2 separate regions of the Homo sapiens genome follow, and region 2 is linked to region 1. The links are chromatin contacts, found by POLR2A ChIA-PET in ENCODE. All regions are on one chromosome and are shown on one strand. Each heading gives the region's core, a stretch centred on a gene start or an enhancer-like site at or near the end of the contact. The rest is flanking DNA. Distances are from core to core; before and after follow the strand shown. Region 1 has its middle 41 kb from the start of TNFAIP8. Region 2 overlaps FAM13B (family with sequence similarity 13 member B).

Region 1 (4,678 bases), core at 1,266-3,765:
TAGGAAATAAGAATGTAGCTGGGCTCGGTGGCTCACGTGTGAAATCCCAGCACACTGGGAGGCCAAGGCAGGGTGGATCCCTTGAGCTCAGGAGTTCGAGACTACCCTGAGCAATATGGTGAAACCCTGTCCCTGCAAAAAATACAAAAAAAAAAAAAAAAAAAAAAGAATATGAAGATCTACATTCAGAAGGAAAATGTTGGGTAACTACAGTGAAAGAATACCAAAGGGCAGAGGTTAGCTCTCAGATCATGCAGAATAGGCAAATGTGGTAATTAAAAGTTCTGTAGATTCTGAATAGAATGTACATTTTTAAAAGGGAAAATGAAGTTCACTAGGATAATCTGTACTTGGGAAAATAGGCTATCTAATAAAAACCGGGACAAATACTTGTTTTGATTATTATTATAATCCTTACTTGGCTTAATATTAAGAAGGGTTAAATTATATTAAAAGAACCTCAATGAAGATGGGGAAGAATTACACTGAGAAGATATTATATGCAGTGAAAATGGTTGACAGTGCTTCAGAAATTTCCAGAACAATTGGGTAAGAGTGGTCAGCTTCGTATTTGTCATTTTTGTTATAGATAATTAGTTCAAAGCCAAGAATCTATATTTGAGTTCAAGACTACTTAACAGCTCCAAAGAAAATTCTTCTGCTTATTTTAAAAGCCCACTTTTTGAAATCTGCCACAAGCTCAAAGGAGTTTTACAGAAACCTTAAAGGTACTTGGAAGTCTGAGGGCACTCAGCTTGTAATGAAACATGAGGCTTTGGGGGCCAGGGTGGAGGGAGAGAAGGAAGGGGAGTAGGTTTTGCTTTCACTTTCTTGAGACCACCATTGCCAGAGCTGCCAAACCCCCAAATCCAGAGATGTTATACTGTTCCTAAGGGTCTCATAATAGGCACGGGCTTTGACATTTTCTTTTATTTTAAAGATGCCCTACAACAGGGAAGATATGCATTTGCTAAAGTTTAGTACTTGCCAAAATATGATAGCCTCCTTTTTAACAAATGATGTTTATTAATAGAATTGTCAGTACCTTTAATAATTTCATGGAAGTACAAATTATGTGTGCTTATTTTAAATTCTGGGACTGGTATGTTGTGAAGCAGCCTTAAGATGGAATGCTTTTATTTGGTACATATAAACATAATGTGATCCTTGTGCTTAAGAAGTTTATACACTAGCTGGAGCAACAAGGCTCAAGCACATGAAACATTTTGCATCTCACTTAGCTTTTGAATTAAGTGCTAAAGTGTATGCTGCTGACCAATTCATTTATTCAGCAAATATTAAAGTGCTTATTATTCACTAGGCATTCATGTGTGGGTTTTGAGGTTAAAGGGACAAACAAAATTAAGTTAGTTTTCCTTGCTATAGACAGAGTAAATGCAACTAGCATAAAATCTAGTAGAGGCAGCATAATTACTGGTTAAGAATGACCTGTGTCATGACACATGCCTGGCATTACAATCCCAGCTACTTGGGTGGCTGAGGCAGGAGGATTACTTGAGCCCAGGAATTCGCATCTAGCCTAGGCAATATAGCGAGATGCTGTCTCTAAAAACAAACAAACAAACAAACAAACAAACAAACAAAAAAACCATGTCTGTCGTCTGTTTTGTTCATTTGTGAATCTCCAGCACATGGGACAGGGTCTGGCCAGTGGTAAGCACTCAGTATTAGTTGCTGACTGAATAAATGCTGATAGAAATAGTCCCTGTCCTCTTGGAACTTACAAACTAGTGGTAAGACCAGGTTTTCCCGGATATGTTCATATGTTCTGTGAAATGTTTCCTCTCTCTGTCATATACACATGCACACACACACAAAAACAGACAGATTCAAAGACATACACGGTGCCCTGTGGTCTTGTTGATGGAGTCTGGAACAAAATTTGTGTATCATGCATCCTCTCCATATCCACAAACTTTTCTTCTAACCTTGTCCAACCCAAATCAGTAAGAACTTGAAACACTCACAGGTGGTAGAGTTGAGTTCATATCACTGATTGGGATTTGTTTTTTTGTTTTTGAGAACCAGAGAGACAGTACTGTGTAGTGGTTAAAAGCATCAGCTTTGGAGCCAGAGAGAAATAGGTCCAGGTCCTGGCTTTGCCTTGGATAAATTTCTTAAGACTGCATAAGCCTCAATTACTTTATCTATAAAATGAGGACATTAATAGGACCTGCTTTTCAGTGCTGTCAGGAGTTAGTAAGATTAAAGCATGTATGGCGCATAGTAAAGTACTGTACTCATCCTAACCACTTACTACAAGTTACCAATTATTTATTTTTTTTCATTATTTTCTGTCACCTAGGCTGGAGTGCAGTGGCATGATTTCGGCTTACTGCAGCCTCCACCTCCCGGGTTCAAGCAGTTCTGCTGCTTCAGCCTCCCCAGTAGCTGGGATCACAGGCACTCACCACTACGCCCGGCTAATTTTTGTGTGTGTGTGGTTTTTTGTTTTGTTTTGTTTTGTGTTTTGTTTTTCGAGATGGAGTCTCTCTTTGTTGCCCAGGCTGGAGTGCAGTGGTGCGATCTCAGCTCACTACAAGCTCCGCCTCCGGGGTTCTCACCATTCTCCTGCTTCAGCCTCCTGAGTAGCTGGGACTACAGGTGCCCGCCACCAGGCCCAGCTTATTTTTTGTATTTTTAGTAGGGACAGGGTTTCACCATGTTGGCCAGGCTGGTCTTGAACCCCTGACCTCAAATGATCCACCTATCTTGGCCTCCCAAAGTGCTGGGATTACAGGTATTAGCCATCTCACCTGGCCATAAGTTACTGATAATTCTTATTCCTGAAATGGGAGAAGAATCCTTATTATGTGTGTATGCATGTGTGTGTCTCCTTACTTTTTTCTTATCAAAAAAACAACAGACAATGTGTGTTGGCATAACCAGTAGATTGGCACACATTTGATGAGAATACTGTAGCCACAGTCTAGCTCCCAGGGGAACAGTGCCTTTCAGGGGCAGTGCTGTGCCACTGTCTGCAGAAGTTGGAGTCAGGCCCAGTGTTGTTGAACACACTGAGGAAGCTGGCAGAAGACCCCGAGGTGTAATGGACAGGAGGGAAGCATGTGGGCTGTTCATGACCTTGGAGCTTTTTTACAGGAATCAAGCTTTGCTGTCAGCTCCTGACAGGTTCCTGGTAGTGTCGTCTATCTGAAGATGAACCCCACCTCCACCACCCACACACACAGAAGTCTTGATTGCAGTTCCTGTGTGGGTCCTCTGGGTGTCTTCACACACACAGATTTGTTTATTATTTTAAATGAACTTGGCATTTCTCTGAGGCTGGTTTAATGGTGCCCATTAAAGAGATGGCAGCTCCAGAGTTTCTTCATTGTAGAGCTGGCATTTTACCATGTGAGGAAGTAATTCTGTCTTCCTACCTGTGAGGCTTATTTTCTAAATCTCCAAAACTGGAGTGTTTTTAGTTGCAATGTTAAAGCTGAAATAAATTTTTATGCACTAGTTCCTGTTCACCTAAAAGGGTAAAGAACTTTGCAGATTAGAACTACAGTTGACCTTTTTCTAGTTCTTCCACTTTTTTTTTTTTTTTTTTGAGACAGGATCTTCCTGTGTCACCCAGGCTGAAGTGCAGTGGTGAGATCATAGCTCACTGCAGCCTCTAACTCCTGGGCTCAAGCGATCCTCCCACCTCAGTCTCCTGAGTAGCTGGAACCACAGGTATGTGTCACCATGCCCAGCTAAGTTTCATATTTTTTGTAAGAAACGGTTTCGCCATGTTGCCTAGGCTCTTTTCGAACCCCTGGGTTCAAGTGATCCTCGCATCTCGACCTCCCAAAGTGCTAGGATTACAGGCGTGAGCCGTCACACCTGGCCTTCTCCACTTCTTTCTATGTCCCCTAATCATGTTGATTCTGGTACCAAGATAAAGAAGACCCTAGTGTGGAGAGATACAATGCATTTTTGAGTTGGGTTAAATTGATTAAATGACTTACTTGATGGTATTGATAAACTCTAAGGCAGAGATTCTCACACTTGGCTGCACATTAGAATCTCTTTCAAAAATCCAGGTGCCTCAGGCCTACTCCAGACTAATTAAGTCAAAATCTCTGAGGGTGAGACTCAGGTATCAGTATTTTTAAAACCTCCTCAGATGCTTCCAACATGTAGCCAATTTAAGAACCAGTGCTCGAGAACATGGCTCTCAACTGGGGGCAGTTTTGCCCTGCCCGCAAGAGACATTTGGTAATATCCAAAGACAATTTTAGCAAACTGGGAGGGGTTTGCTGCTGGTATCTAGTGGGTAGAAGACAGAGATGCTTCAAAGCATCCCACAATGCACCCAAAAGCTCCCCATAACAATTATGTGGGCCAAAATATCAGTAGAACCAAGGCTGAGAAACAATGTTCTAGAAAAATCAGGCTGAAGAAATGCCAGAGCAATGTATATGCCTGTTGTGAGGAAATAATAGCATGTAGAACTTTACATTTTTAGCCACCCGGCAAGATAATAAAAAGGAAGTAGTTTTGCCTCTGCCCTTTGAGCCTCTTCTGCGTCTGCCATCATGGAGGCCTGTCCTTGTGGCTGGTGCACCTCCTGGTTCCGATTTCTTGGGTAGGACTTCTTCCTGTAGTCCATAAATTTATTGTACTTGAATGGCTTGGAAGAAGACCCAAGTTAAGAACATTAAACCAA
Region 2 (4,822 bases), core at 389-2,888, about 19 Mb after region 1:
ATCACTGGTATACAAAGTCAGAAAAGCCAGCAGGAAGCTGGGTCTCAATAAAGATGATAGAGATTTATAAGTTTGTAGACTATTGCTAATTTGACTTTACATCATTAAACCAAAACTAAAAGAAAATAAACTTATGCCTGCTCTAGACATTCAGCTTCTTACTAGCTGGGGCTCCAAATAATTCACTGAAGCAAAAGGCACCTCTTTCATTCTAACTGAACAAGTATGGTACAACAAAAGTGGCAAATATGCTAACTTAGTGGTTCCCTCCTGGCCTGAGAAACTGACCAAAGCATAATTTGTCTGACATACTTAACAGAAAAGCTGAACGAATGTCTCAATAGTGCATAAACTTACCTATCAAATGTTCATAGACGCTACTTTGATCAGTGATACGGTTTGGCTCTGTGTCCCCACCTAAATCTCATCTAGAATTGTAATCCTCACGTGTGGAGAGAAGGAGGTGATTGGATCATGGAGGCAGTTTCTCCCATGCTGTTCTCGTGACAGTGAGTTCTCATGAGAGCTGATGGTTTTATAAGGGGCTCTTCCCCCTTCACTTCCTACAAAGGCTCTCTTGCCTGCTGCCATGTAAGACATGCCTGCGTCCCCTTCCACTATGATTGTAAGTTTCCTGGAGCCTCCCCAGCCATGTAGAACTGTGAAACAATTAAACCTCTTTTCTTTATTCTGGCAGTTCTTTATAGCAGTGTGAGAATGGACTAACACAATCAGGAAAACACCAAATCACTTAATCTGTTATTAAGTTCATACTGGCTTGGCCATTAAGTAATTTATCAGATACAAAGTATAACTAATACAGAATTCAGGACTAGAAAGTTTTTAAATTAAAGAGGGCTCTATTGCTTAAAAGATTGGGAATTTCACTGCTTTAAAAAATAAAACCAAAAAAAAGAGTAGAAGCTATTTCTTGCAACAACGTGGGAAATATTAATATACCTTTTCTCCACTGAAAACATGCACAGGCAAGGCCTACTAGACTGATAAGAGTAAGAAGACTAGTTTATCATTTTTCATAGCTCGTTAATACGAAACTACAATACACTTCATTTTTTCAGGTAAGGGGTATTATGCGTAATTCTACAACTTGGTCTAGCCAGATAGGTCCCCTGAGATTAAAACATTTCTCTTTTTGCACAGACTTGTATAAAAACTGAAAAAAAAAGGGAAGCTGGTACATGAACAAAAAAGCAGTGGTTAAACTTTTTTTGTATATCTTCCCCACTAGATTGTGAACTTTGACCATAAAATACGCAAAAAATGGCCAAGTGCAGTGGCTCCTGCCTATAATCCCAACACTTTGGGATGCTGAGGTGGGCAGATCACCAGAGGTCAGGAATTCAAGACCAGCCTGGCCAACATGATGAAACCCCATTTCTACTAAAAATACAAAATTAGGCCAGGTGCAGTGGCTCACGCCTATAAATGCCAGCACTTTGGGAGGCCAAGGCAGGCGGATCACCTGAGGTCAGGAGTTTGAGACCAGCGTGGCCAACATGGTGAAACCCCATCGCTACAAGAAATACAAAAATTAGCCAGGCATGGTGGCACATGCCTGTGGTCCCAGCTACTTGGGAGGATGAGGCAGGAGAATCGCTCGAAGCCAGGAGACGGAGGTTGCAGTGAGCCGAGATCGCCGCCATTGCACTCCAGCCAGGGGGACAAGAACGAGACTTCGTCTCAAAAAAAAGAAAAAAAAAATGACTTCATTTTTGTTTCCCCAGTTGAACACTAAATAGCAGAACCCCAATACTGAAACTGATGCTACCATTTCCAGTGTACTTTCCAGTTCACTCTCCAACTGAATCCTCCAACCATCCGGTGAAATAAGGAGAATGGATTACCCTTCCTTTTCTCAGAAGAGGAAGCAAGCTCAGAGAGCTGAAGAAACTGGTTCAAAGTTACTGAATTAGCAACTAGAACTCTAAGTCTACTATCTTACAAGTAGATGCCCCTTCTAGGCAACAACTACAATTCTCAGTGAAAATTTTGTTTAAAATGTCACTGAAATACATGAAGCCACACCAAGAGTAATTCATAAAGCACTTAAATACTTTGTAGTTGCTGGAAATGTTTTGCAGTTGCTGGCCAAAGATCATTATGGAAATACTACTAGAATATTTCCTCTCAATAGAAAAAGAGAATATTTTACAACAGTAATAGTTTCAAAGTGATTCTACAACCAATCATAATGCAGTCTGCTTTTGCTATTGAAAAAAACTCCCATCTTACCTAATTCTAAATTTCAGCTCCTTTACACCTTTCCAAACACTAAATCCAACGTGACCAGTGTTTGCTCCAAATTAGGACCATAGAGAACCTCCTCCACCTCCCTGCTCACCCCAATGCAAAATGATATTCAGCACCTACTATGTCAATCAACAAGCAGTTTTCAGTTTTATTTTTACTTTTACTTTTCAATTGTAAAGAGCAGCAGCTTGACACACAAAAGCAAAAAGTAGAGAAATATTTTCAAGAATAGGTAAACAAAACTGAACTTTTTCTATTCTGTTCCTGAAAAGGGCAATAATAGAAACTTGACAGACATCGCTCTTAAAATTAAAGCAAGAGATAAGAATCTTTATACATTATATATACAAGGAAAAGAAAATATACACTAGAAGCTAGGTAATAACTTGAAATAAAAGACTTGCAATATTTCCTTCTCTAGTAGAAATCTAGTAAATGTCATCAAATTATCTTGTCAGCTTACCACATTTTCCTCAGCCTAGGTCTTTTATACTTGCTAGTTCACTGACCTGGAACACTCTCCCACGCTTCCTCCTTCCTATCATCAGTTCAAGTCCCATCCTTGGAGAGGCTTTCTTCAACCCACTCAAACTAATGGTCTCATTTATTAATTTATCTAGGGTGTGGCGTTCCTTGGCTCCAAAATATTCATCACAGGTTTCTTGTTTTGTTTTTTGAGACAGGGTCTCACTCTGTCCCCCAGGCTGGAATGCAATGGCATCATCACAGCTCACTGCAGCCTCAAACTCCTGGGCTCAAGCAATCCTCCCACCTCAGCTCCCTGAGCAGCTGGGACAACAGGAGCATGCCACCATGCCTGGCTTTTTTTTTTTTTTTTTCTGTAAAGAGAGTCTCCCTATGTTGCCCAGGCTGGCCTCAAACTCCTAAGCTCAACTGATCCTCCAGCCTTAGCCTCCCAAAGTGCTGGGATTACAGGCGTGAGCCTGGCTTACCACAAGTTTTATTACATATTCATTTTGTGTTTGTTTAATGTCTGTTTCTACCAACAGAGTATAAGCTCTCCAAAGTCCACCAGTGGGTTTTTAAAAAAATACATTTATTAAGGTATAATTTACACACTAAAATTTGCACTTCAGCCTGGGCAACAAGAATGAAACTCCGTCCCCCCCCCCCAAAAAAAAAAATTGAACGTAAGGCTGGGCAAGGTGGCAAGGTGGCTCACACCTGTAATCCCAGCACTTTGGGAGGCAGAAGCAGGCAGATCATCTGAGGTCAGGAGTTTGAGACCAGCCTGGGCAACATGGCAAAACCCCGTCTTACAAAAAATACAAAAATTAGTCAGGCGCAGTGGCAAGCACCGGTAGTCCTAGCTACTCGGGAGGCTAAGTCAGAAGAATCGTTAGAACCTGGGAGGCAGAGGTTGCAGTCAGCCGAGATTGCACCACTGCACTCCAGCCTGGGCGACAGTGATGCCCTGTCTCAAAAAAAAAAACAAAACAGTAATTTACACTATTATAGTCCCCAAATTTAAAATTTGAATACGATGATGGAGGAGCTATGCAGCGATGGATTGAGGTTATTCATAACTGATTATAAAAGCAGTTATTTTATTGGTGGGGAAACACTGACAAGTCAACAGATTCATTTCAGCCATTTTCTCTCCTAAAACAATGACATTCTAATAAAAAAAACTAACATTTACACCACCCAATGAATTATGCCACTGCAATATGCCCTTCTACATTTTCCAAGAACTTAAGCTGTGTCACACACGTGTCTAAATTAGTAATAAAATTAAACTGGAGAAACTATTACTCCAATTTTAAAAGCAGCACGGATTAAAAAAGTAAGAAGGGGGCAAGGCACGGTGACTCACGCCTGTAATCCCAGAACTCTGGGAGGCTGAGGCAGGCGGATCACTTGAGGTCAGTTCAAGACCAGCCTGGCCAACTTAGTGAAATCTGATCTCTACCAAAAATACAAAAATTAGTCAGGCGTGGTGGCGGGCGCCTGTAGTCCCAGCTACTCAGGAGGCTGAGGCAGGAGAATCGCTTGAATCCGGGAGGAGGAGGTTGCAGTGAACCGAGATCGCTCCACTGCACTCCAGCCTGTACGACAGAGCGAAACTGTCTCAAGGAAAAAAAAAAAAAAGTAAGAAGGCGCTCCCAATGGATATACAAATAATTATCAGTCCATTCAATTCCATCAACAAGCACTTAGTAAATGCACAGTACCTGTGAGAAAACCAGGCCAACAAGCATTTCAAGGTTACCAAAAAAGGAAGGTTGAAAATAGCCTCACACTAACCCAGCTCTAAAAAGACAAATAATTCAAAACCACCCTTTAATGTCTGTCTCTCTAAACAGGTGCACCCCAGTTAATGTTAATAGTCTGCATTACTACTGGTAATGATTCTGGCTACCATTTTAGATTATCAGATCCTTCAAAGTAAATGCCCAACTTTTTTCACTGATTAGAAGGCGAAACGGGGAACCAAATGAAATAATCCACCGTCTTTCTAAAAGTCAGTTTGATTTTAACTGATTACAAACAAAAAGGGCTTAACAGTTTCCCACTGCGCAAATGTGCC

The links. ChIA-PET counts read pairs that join two places held with the same protein, here RNA polymerase II (POLR2A).
Region 2: POLR2A ChIA-PET joins it to region 1 with 13 read pairs in T-cell. The contact joins two enhancer-like sites. POLR2A ChIA-PET finds 5 or more read pairs at or near these places in 2 of 52 experiments (MCF 10A and T-cell).

Annotation. Positions count from the first base shown.
Region 1 is chr5:119,312,601-119,317,278 of GRCh38, forward strand. It overlaps a transcript of TNFAIP8 not described here. Among named protein-coding and RNA genes, the nearest start is that of TNFAIP8, 41 kb to the right of the region's middle. Within about 2 kb of position 2,516, at least 9 of the 41 ENCODE cell types and tissues checked have a DNase peak (open chromatin) inside an H3K27ac peak, as active enhancers do.
Region 2 is chr5:138,027,318-138,032,139 of GRCh38, forward strand. All of the region lies in intron 1 of FAM13B (family with sequence similarity 13 member B), which reads right to left. Among named protein-coding and RNA genes, the nearest start is that of FAM13B-AS1, 3.0 kb to the right of the region's middle. RefSeq lists enhancers at 1,624-1,753, 3,075-3,576, 4,791-4,822. Within about 2 kb of position 1,639, at least 2 of the 41 ENCODE cell types and tissues checked have a DNase peak (open chromatin) inside an H3K27ac peak, as active enhancers do.